2 separate regions of the Homo sapiens genome follow, and region 2 is linked to region 1. Evidence: chromatin loops called from intact Hi-C (ENCODE). Cell type or tissue: PC-3. All regions are shown on one strand. Each heading gives the region's core, and the rest is flanking DNA. Links, peaks and the distances in the headings are about the cores only. Region 1 overlaps BFSP2 (beaded filament structural protein 2). Region 2 overlaps CDV3 (CDV3 homolog).

Evidence for each region. A loop is a pair of places that touch in the nucleus more often than their neighbours do. Peaks named below come from ENCODE experiments on the same cell type or tissue, not always from the same donor. Only the 100,000 strongest peaks of a DNase experiment are listed, where the experiment ranks them.
Region 2: a loop joins it to region 1, with 4 times the contacts of the local background. A loop is called at or near these places in 2 of 110 quality-filtered maps.

The regions. Positions count from the first base shown.
Region 1 is chr3:133,441,596-133,446,977 of GRCh38, forward strand. All of the region lies in intron 1 of BFSP2 (beaded filament structural protein 2), which reads left to right. All of the region lies in intron 2 of BFSP2-AS1 (BFSP2 antisense RNA 1), which reads right to left. Among named protein-coding and RNA genes, the nearest start is that of BFSP2, 44 kb to the left of the region's middle. RefSeq lists an enhancer at 363-642. In PC-3, for the core only: a CTCF peak has its summit at 2,559 (motif pointing right); a DNase peak (open chromatin) is centred at 2,706; H3K27ac peaks cover 739 bases.
Region 2 is chr3:133,588,782-133,594,163 of GRCh38, forward strand. It overlaps CDV3 (CDV3 homolog), which reads left to right. Exons shown (of 5, transcript NM_017548.5): 5 at 1-1,480. Among named protein-coding and RNA genes, the nearest start is that of CDV3, 18 kb to the left of the region's middle. In PC-3, for the core only: no CTCF peak of the experiment used is centred there; a DNase peak (open chromatin) is centred at 2,790.

The sequences.
Region 1 (5,382 bases), core at 193-5,192:
TGAGGGTAGGCACTGGGTCTTCCCTGCTTGGGTTCTCCATAAAGAGGTAGCACTACTGCTGGGCTCATTAATTCAACTAATACCTGCTGTACCAGACACTGTGCTAGGGATGGAACAACAAACAGGACAGAAAGGCAGTGCCTGACTTCCAGGAGGTTATATTCTAGCAGAAAATACAGATAAAATAATTTAAAAACCATAAAATTGATAATACAAGCTTTGGTAAGTGTTTTAAAGAAAACTAACAAAGCAGAAAGGGGCAGAGTAAAGGGAAGCACTGCTCGCAGTAAGGTGACCAGAATGAGGGAGCTATTCATGCAAAGGGGAAGGGAGGAGTGGGCCAGGCAGGGGAGTCGGCAAGTGCTAGGGCCTTGAGCAGGAGAGGGACTGGTATGGTCCAGAAAGACCAAGACCCACATGGCTGGAGCCTTTGGAGCAATGGAAGAGTAACAAGCATGCAGGGCCTTGAAGGCCACTTCAGAAGACTGGGTTTTACTCTAAGTATAAGAGACACTTCTATAGAGTTTTGTTTTGTTTTGTGTGTTGTTTTTGTTCTGAGATGGGCTTTCACTTTCACTCTGTCTCTCAGGCTGGAGTGCAGTGGTGCAATCATAGCTCACTGCAGCCTCGACCTCCTGGCCTCAAGAGATCCTCCCACATCAGTCTCCCAAGTAGCTGGACTGTGGGTGCACATCATGACACCTGGATAAATTCTGTTTTTTTGTTTTGTTTTGTTTTTTGGAGAGATAGGGTTTTGCTATGTTGCCCAGGCTGGTCTCAAACTTCTAGGCTCAAGCAATCCACCCACCCTGTCCTCCCAAAGTGCTGGGCTTATAGGCGTGAACCACCACACCTAGCCCCTCTGAAGAGTTTTAATTTAGTTTAATCAGAGTGACATGATATGATTTTAAGAGTTTAAAAAGCCCACTCTGGAAGCAGGATGCAGAATGCATTGGAGGAGGGAGGTACAGATCAGGGAGTTGGAAGGATATTACAATGGGATATTATAATGGGATAGGAGAGCATGATGGGGACTTGCACTAGGGTGATGTCAAGAGAGGTAGAGAGAAATAAATGGATTTGAGATACATTGTGGGGGTAGAATTGACTAGACTCAGTGATAAATGAGATGTGGGAGATGACAGAAAGTGAGAGATCAAGATGATCCCTTGGTTTCCGGGTAGACATTGGGGTTGTTTACTGAGATGAAGAGGATCAAGGGGTGGTGGGGAAAGGGAAGATTTGTGGGGAAATTATCTAGATTTTCTTTTTTTTTTTTTTAATGGATTTTCACTCTTGTTGCCCAGGCTGGAGTGCAGTGGTGCGATCTCAGCTCACTGCTACCTCTGCCTCCTGGGTTCAAGCCATGATCCTGCCTCAGCCTCCTAAATAGCTGGAATTACAGGTGCGTGCAACCACGCCCAGCTAATTTTTTGTATTTTTAGTAGAGGCAGGGGTTTCACTATGTTGGCCAGGCTGGTCTGGAACAACTGACCTCAGGTAATCCACCCACCTCAGCCTCCCAAAGTGCTGGGATTCCAGGCGTGAGCCACCGCACCCGGCCAAAATTATCTAGATTTTCATTCGGGGACATGTTAAGTTTGAGATGTCTGAGAAATAGCCAAGTGAAGACCTCAAAGAGAGGGTGAGTATGCAAGTGTGGAGCTGAGCAGAAAGTTCTGAGATAGACATTTAAATGTGAAAGTCATTAGCACATACAATGCCATTTAAATCTGTGTGGATAGATCAGACCATTTAGTGATTAAAAAAAAGAAGCACCAAGACCCAATCTTGAAAAACTTTAACATTTAGAGGTCAGATAAGGAAGAAAAACCTGGTGAAGCAGAGAATAATAAGAAAGAATGGTCAATGAAGTAGGAGGAAGTCCAGAGAGAGTGGTGTCATGGAAGCCGAGACAGAAAAGTACATCTGTGACAAATGCAACCAGCAGGTCAATATGAGCACAGAGAAGCATCTGCCGGGCTTGGTAATACGGTGGCCTTGTTATTAAGAGCAGTATCACTGGGGTGCTAGGGACTGAGAATTATTTCTCATTCCTTTATTGCTAGAAGCAAGTTATGCTGAACATCCATCCTAAACTTGAAAGTCAAATAAATGTGGGAAGGGTTTCCAAGGGAATCTTGCATCTTGCCACTGCACCAGCTGAGTTTAATTTCCCAGGAGCTCAGTCTTACCCACCTCCTCCCCACACCTGCAGCTCTAGCTGCCAGAATGCCAATATCTTTACTCCAAACAAACCATTCATTGTACCCTTGGGCCCAAATGATAACCTTTTTTAAAACGCTGCTTGTATTTGCCTTTCCTTTAACACAATGATGGTCAAATCTCTCATCCACCACCACCAGCTCATTTATTTTAATAACTACATCCGCAGTGAAAACAGGAGTAGTATTATAGAAAGAGATAAAGTCCTCACCATCATGGTACAAATGACTAGGACTTTTCAGATGACTATGGACAGGAAAAACAAAGGAAAAAAATATATATGTATATATATACATATATATATATCAAGCCACTAGATGGAAGTCTTCATTCAACTGCCTGTGCACTTCAGAAAAGTAAAGCAGGATCAGTGCCAGACTGCACAAACCCATCAAATTCATTCGACATTCATTGAACAACTGCTTTGTACAAAGACAAATAACAATGATGATAATGGCTACCGTTCATGCAATATTTACTCTGTGCCAGGCAATCTGCTGAGTCACACATACGCTGAGTCTCACACACCTTGGCTCATTTAATTCTCCCAGGAGGAAGGGAGTATTATTATCTTCATTTTATGGGGGAGGAAACCAAATCTTAGAATTACTTACTCTAAGCAACTGACCCATGCTTGTGAATGGAGGAGCCAGTTTCCAGAATAAGAAAACACTGTCGTTGTCTACAAAGTATTTATACTAAATGTGGTAAGAGAGGGATAATGTGCCACAGGGGTGGGCTGTGACTCAGATGCAGGAACCAGCCAATGAGGGAGGAAGAGAATCAGCAAAGGCCCCACCATGCTCTCTACAGCTCAGGATGAAACGGAGCGGTCACCCCTAATTGTTTTCCCTCACTCTCCCCATAACTACTGCACCACAAAGAACCGACTGTTCTATCCCCCAAATGCATCTTAAACTAGTCCACATTTTTCCACCTACCCTATGATCACATCGTTCGTCCAGGCCACCATCATTAATAAAATGGGCTCCCTGGACCACCGCAAGAGCCTCCCGACTGGTTCTTTGGCATCTTCTCCTGCCTCCTCCAATCCTCTCTTCCCACAGTAGTCAGAGGGTCCACTTAGTGCACAGATCACCTCTGTAACCTGCTCAAGCCCTTTCAAAGGCTTCCCAGTAAATCTCAACTCCTTTCCATTGTGCCCAAGGCCTTCCCTCTATGGTCTGGTCTTGTCTACCTTTTTAACCTCATCTCCTACAGTAGCGGCTGGTTTCTCAACAAACAGGACAGAGCCTGGCATAAACAGTAATTATGTGCTGAAGAAATTAAGGCAAGAATGAATGAGTGAATAAATAGAAAAGTTTCATGGGGAAGCCGTGTTTGAAATGAGCATTATACTGGAGCAGGCTTTCTCAGACTGAGGGCTGGGAGTGGGGAGGTAGTGAAACAAGTTGCTCTCAATGGAGGCAGCAGGTGCAAAGGCACAGAGGGATTCCAGGTGCAGCAGGGAGGCAGCTAGAGCAGGCCTGGGGGCAGGGCCATGTGAAACCGGGGTTCTCAAGGTTGAGTATGCATCATAAGCCCCTGGAAAGCTTGCTGAGACACAAATTGTTGGGACCCACCTGCAGAGATTCTGATAGGTCCATCTGAAACAGGAGCTGAAAAGTGCATTTCTCACAAGTTCCCAGGTGATGCTGCTGCCACTGGTCCAGGGCCCACACTTTGAGAACCACTAGTGCAAAGTACAGTCAGTCCTTCACATCCATGGGTTCCACATCCATGGATTCAACCAACTGTAGATCAAAATATTTTTTAAAAAATAGATGATTGCGTTTATACTGAACATGTGGGCTTTTTTCTTGTCATTATTTTCTAAATAACACAATAAATAACAACTATGTACATAGCATTTCCATTGTATTGGGTATCATAAGTAATCTTGAGATGATTTAAAGTATATGGAAGGATGTGTGTGTAGGTTATATGCAAATACTACATCATTTTATATAAGAGACTTGAGCATCCGTGGGGGACTGGAACCAAGACCCCATAGATACCAAAGGACAACTGTACATAGGTTTTCTATAAGCTTTAATTTTGGAGGGTAGGAATTGTTACCTTAAAAGAAGGATATAAATCACTATTTTAAGCCAATATTAGTCCTTTGATACTTAAATGTGAATGAGTTGCAAGTTCTTTATCAACCAGAAGGAGAACTCCAGGCACCAGAGGTGAGAGACAGGAGTGATTAAGAACTGGGAAAGGGAGACACCCTAGTCTGCCTGCTCCCCAGTGTGCCCCAGGCCAAGCTGGAACAGAAATGATTAGCTTTGCTAGTGGGGAATTCAATGAAAATGGCAGGGTTTGGTGGCTTACACCTGTAACCCCAGGACTCTGGGAGGCCAAGATGGGTGGATAATTTGAGGTCAGGAGTTCGAGACCAGCCTGGCCAACATGGTGAAACCCCATCTCTATTAAAAATACAAAAATTAGCTGGGCGCAGTGGCACATGCCTGTAATCCCAGCTACTCAGGAGGCTGAGGCACGAGAATATCTTGAATCTGGGAGGCAGAGGTTGCAGTGAGCAGATATTGTGCCACTGCACTCCAGCCTGGGCAACAAAGCAAGACTCTGTCTCAAAGAAAAAACAAAAAAAGTAATTCAATGAAATGAAACAAAATAAGACAGCCACACTGGAGCAAGGGGAAAGCAGTTATTTTCTTCTCCCATAGCTGGGATTTGGCTCCACCCTGCAGGCTCCCCCTATCAGAGCCTTCAGCTCACCATTTATATATATATATATATATATATATATATATATATATATATATATATATATATATATATATATATATATAAAGGAGTTTCTTGGGTTGAAGGGAGGACACCCCTCATTCCCTACCTGTGGGAGATCCTGAGAGGCTTGGGGATTCAAGTTTGAAAAACCACTCCTCAAGGCTCCATGAAACCCCTAAACTATATCCACAATGTTTATGTTCACGTGTATGTTTTGGGGGAGACGAAACTCTAGAGCCACGCTGCCCAATACGGTAGCCACGGGTGGCCACCATGCTGGACAGTGCAGACAGAGCATTTCCACCGTCACAGGAAGCTCTCTCAGCACTCATCTAGAGCTTTCACCAGCCTTCCAAAGGCATCCATGACCAGAAATTTTAAGAGCTGCTAGGCAAAGCC
Region 2 (5,382 bases), core at 74-5,073, 150 kb after region 1:
AGAATAATCTTGGGGGTTTTTTTTTTTTGGTAATTTTTTTATTTGGATAGTGCTTTTTTGTTTTGTTTTTGTTCTGCATTAAGGCCTTTTTTGCTTTGACTTGAAATAAGTTCTTTGACAGAGCATATTGCTTGGTTAATTAAGTAACCTAAAGTATGCATTAGGATTGTGAAATGTCTCGTGAGTATGCCAATCCTGAGGGTGGAACCAAATAGCCTTTGATGAAAAGGGCAGTGGATTCTGGAGGCTCTACTTCAGGTGCTGCTATAATGCCTCATCTAATCAGGACTAAATTGTGTAGGAAACTGCAGTGGGAAGAATATGCTTTCTGCTCAGGCTAAGAGGGTCACTGATCTGTCCTTAGAAATTCAGAGTAACATGAGCAAAACCTCAGCTAAAACCCATTTAAGTGGCATGGATTGTGCATGATCTTTGATAAGAATTCCTCATGTACTTGTGCCTAGTTTTTCAAGGTATTGGCTGTTCTATAGATGCAGTGATTGTCCCAGCTAGCTCTGTTACCAGCCTTTTGGTGTGTCTTTATGTTCATTTGGAGAGTCAGGGCGAAAGACAGGTGATGTAGCACTTCTGTTTTTAATAATTATTGCTTAAAATACCTATTAATAGTTTTGGGTCATTTAAAGGGACTTGAGGAAGCTACCCAGGATTACAGAAGAGTGTCCACCTAACAAGATGGTCTGGCAGTTTCCTAGTTTTGTATCTGGTTCAATAGAAATATGTGAAAGTGGTAATGTCATCATTTGATGCAGAGTCCGGGTTTCTCTATAATAAATCCCTTTGCCAAATGCATGAGTTGCAGACTTGCTACTGGCAAGAGTGAAGCAAGTGGGTGAGTAAAACTATTTTGACGTGGGAGCGTTTTCAGATAGGAGTTTAGTCTTGACGAAAGTGTCCGTGCAGGAATTGGACTCCGAGGAGGGTTACAGTATCTCCTGACGGGACCTGCCACTCGCATCTGGGCAATGTTGACATTTGAGGTGGCAGGCAGGATGCCTGCCTTCTAATATATTTGGGTGAGTAACTGAGCCAGCCAAGGGAAGGTTGAATGATTAAATCAGAAATGGGATTCTTGGTAAACTGAAGACTTTTATTTGGGAATGAAAAACCTTAAAAAAATCTCTTCATCGTTGAACTGTGCATTTTCCCTGCATTTTTTCCCAACAAAATTTTGTTGGGGGTTATGTTACTGAAGAATGAACAGATGAGTAAGTGGAGGTGTTATGTAAAGGCATATTGTACTCGAAATCTGAAGACCTGCAGCAGATTTAAATTACAACTCTTGTTATAACTTTTTAAAAGATTGTGAAAATATCAAAATATAAATGAATCAAGTTTTAATATACTGTATGATGGGTGGATGAGGCTGTCCATTGTACCATTTGTTTGAATTCTCAGGCATGGTTTGGCAGTGCAAGAATTCTGTAACATTAACAAATTCAATAAAAAGTAAATATATGGATTTTGGACTGTAATGGTTATTTTAAAGCCTTATTCTGTCTTTGAAAATGGTGAGTTGAGGTCACACCTCTCTTGCTGTGGGAAGGTGAAGATGCTCTAAACTCAGGGGTGTACTTTTTTTTTTTTTTGAGACAGTTGCTCTGTCGCCCAGGCTGGAGTGCAGTGATGTGATCTTGGCTCACTGCAACCTCCGCCTCCCTGGTTCAAGCGATTCTCCTGCCTCAGCCTCCTGAATAGCTGGGATTACAGGCGTGCACCACCACACCCAGCTAACTTTTGTATTTTTAGTAGAGACGGGGTTTCACCATGTTGGCCAGGCTGGTCTTGAACTCCTGACCTCGTGTTGCACCTGCCTCGACCTCCCAAAGTGCTGGGATTACAGGCGTGAGCCACCGGGCCTGGCCAGGAGTGTACTTTCTGTTTCAGAAGTGTTTACAGAGTACTCAAGCATAAAAAAGACCGATGAGGATTTAGGCAAACCAAAGACAGTAAAAAAAGAAATAGAAAATTTAAAAAATACAACACGCATGAAAGTGGCTGCAAAGCTGTGACAAATATTTTTGGAAAACTTGAAATACACATTTGTCCTTGTTGCTGTATTAAATTTTGTTACCTTAAACTATGGCAAAGGAATCTAAAATCTTTATATAGACTAAGGATTTAAGGCTTTGTTCGATTAATCTTACAATTCTCAAAAACAGTAATTTTAAATTTCAGGATTTAGTTTGGATTATAGTCCCTCGATTTCTAAATTAGCAAAAGTATATTTCAGTCATTTTGGTAGTGGAGTTTAAATATGTAATGTTAACAATTTACTATTTGATTATTCTTTGTGCTTGATTGAGATCTTTTTTTTTTTTGACAACCTTATTTAAGATAGAACACACACACAAACTCACACTCTATCAGTCTTCCCTGCTTTAATTTCTTCTATAGTTTTAACTTTTTAGATAAAAGTCACTCTTTTCAAAAAGAAAAAAAGAGACAGGGTCTTGTGCTGGAGTGCAGTGGCGCAATCATAGTCCCCTGCAGCCTTTAACTCCTGGGATCAAGGAATCCTCCCGCTTCAGCCTGCTGAGTAGCTGGGATTAATGTGTGTGCTACCAAGCACTATTTTGTTTTTTAAGAGATGGGGTCTTGCTATGTTGCCCAGGCTGTTCTCAAGCTTCCTGGTCTCAAGCAGTCCTCCTCTGCGTCCCAAAGTGCTGGAATGTTTTACAGCCACTTTGGGAGCCACTACACCTGGCCAAAAGTCACCTTTTGAAGTGTACAATTTAAGAATTTCTTATATTCTCAAAGTTATGCAACCATCACCACTCTTAAAATTCTTGAACATTTTCATCACCCCAAAAAGAAATTCTATTGTTATTAGTCATCATTTTCTTCTTTCCTCCCAAATTCCTCAGTCCTAGGCAGCCACTATTGTATTGTCTCTAGTTTCTTTTTTCTGTTTTTTTTTTTTTTTTTTTTTTGAGACAGTCTTGCTGTCACCCAGGCTGGAGTGCAGTGGCACATTGTCAGCTCAATGCACCCTCCGCCTCCCGGATTCAAGTGATTCTCCTGCCTCAGCCTCCCCGAGTAGCTGGGATTACAGGCACCCACCACCACGACTGGCTAATTTTTGAATTTTTAATAGAGATGGGGTTTCACCATATTGGCCAGGCTGGTCTCAAACTCCAGACCTCAGGTGATCCACCCGCTTTGGCCTCCCAAAGTGCTGGGATTACAGCTGCATGAGCCACCGTGCCCGGCCTAGATTTTCTCATTCTGGTCATTTCATATAAACAGGGTTATACAATTTGTTTTTCAGAGACTGGCTTCTACACTTGTTTTTGAGCATGTTTTTGAGGCTTAGCATGTATCAGTGCTTCGTTTTTATTGCTAAACAATATAGGTAATTGTATGGGTATACCACGTTTAAATTGTACATTCATCTGTTGGACATTGGGGTTGTTTCATTATTATGAATGATGTTGCTATGAACTTTCATGTACAAGTTTTTGTATCAACATTTCCAATTCTCTTGGGTATATACTTAGAGATGAAAGGCTGTATCACTTTGAGGAACTGCCAAACTCTTCTAAAGTAGCCTCACCATATTATATATTACTATTCCCACCAGCAGTGTCAGAGGATTCCAGTTTCTCCAATATCCTTGTGATCACTTGTTTCAGATTGGTTCTAGTCTTCCGAGTGGGTGTGAAGTATCTCATTATGGTTTTATTTTGCATTCCTATAATGACTAGTGATGTTGAGCATCTTTAAATGTGCTTACTGGCCATCTGTATGTCTTTGGAAAAATGTGTATTCAAATCCTCTGCCAATTTCTAAATTGGTTTACTTATAATTTTATTGTTGAGTTGCAAGTGTTTTAAATTTCAGGTGCTACTTCTTTGTCAGATACATGAATTGTAAACATTTTCTCCTACCATTTTTCCCTTTCTTAGAAGTGTCTTTTGGAGTACAAAATTTTCAATTTTGATGAAGTCCACCTTTTCTATTCTTTAGTTGCTTGTGCTTGGGTGTTATATCTAAGAAAACATTGCCTAACCCAAGTCATAAAGATTTATGCCTATTTTCTTCTAAGAGTTTTATGTTTTTAGCTCTTTCATTTAGGTCTTTGGTCTATTTTAATTTTTTTTATTGTGACTTAGGGCTCCAGCTTCATTCTTCTGCATGTGACTACCAGTTGCTCAGCACCAAGACTCATAGTTTTTGGGGGATTTTTTGGTGGTTGTTTTTGAGACAGCATCACCCAGGCTGGAGTGCAGTAGTGTGATCATAGTTCACCGCAGCCTTGGCCTGGGCTCAAATGATCCTCCCCGCCTCAGCCTCTCAAGTAGCTGGGACTAAAATGCGTGCCACCACACCCAGCTAACTTTTTTTATTTTTAGTAGAGATGAGGTCTTGCTATGTTGCCCAAGCTAATCTCAAAACTCCTGAGCTCAGGTTATCCTCCTACCTCAGCCTCGCGAAGTGCTGGGATTACAGGTGTGAACCACCATGCCTGGCTTGTAGTTCTTACTCTTTATTTAGCACACTAAACATTTTGGTTGTTTATCTCCCTCTGTTAGAATGTGAAATTGGTCTGGGGTAGGTACACGTAGGTGGAGATGTCAGGAGGTTAAGAGTGTGGGGTAGGAATTTAGGACAGGTCATGCTATGGGTGTCTAGACTGACAAAGGAACAAATGAGGTCACGATTTCAAGTTAGGGAGTGCAAACAAATTAATGGAGGTAGTCAGATCAGAAGGAGAGCCAAGAAGTTAGAAAGTCATATGGACAGGTGTTCTAATAACTAGCATCCTGAAACTGCAGGTTTGTAATGGTTTTAATTCACCAGTTACTACAACTAGGTACTAATGGGGCCTGCAGAATGCAGGCAAGTTATGAATTGCTTCTCCTGGGCTTGAAATAAAGATAATGAATATTATGAGTGATATATTGAGTAAGAAATAATTGCTTATTTTATCTTTTTGACACAGTTTCACTCTGTCACCCAGGCTGGAGTGCAGTGACACGATCCCAGCTCACCACAACCTCTGCCTCCCAGGTTCAAACAATTCTTATGCCTCAGGCTCCCCAGTAGCTGGGATTACAGGCGCATGCCACCACGCCCGGCTAATTTTTTTTTTTTTTTTTTGTATTAGTGGAGACAGGGTTTCCCCATGTTGTCCAGGCTGGTCTTGAACTTCTGACCTCAAGTAATCTGCCCACCTCGGCCTCCCAAATTGCTGGGATTACAGGTGTGAGCCATCACACCTGGCCTTAGAAATAATTGCTTTAAATAATCTTATTTGTATTATCTAAAATAGGAATTATGTTCACATCAGGAATTTAGGATATACATAAAAGTAATCATTAAGGCAGTTCAATTCTTTTGAATTTGCAGCCCAAGTGGGAA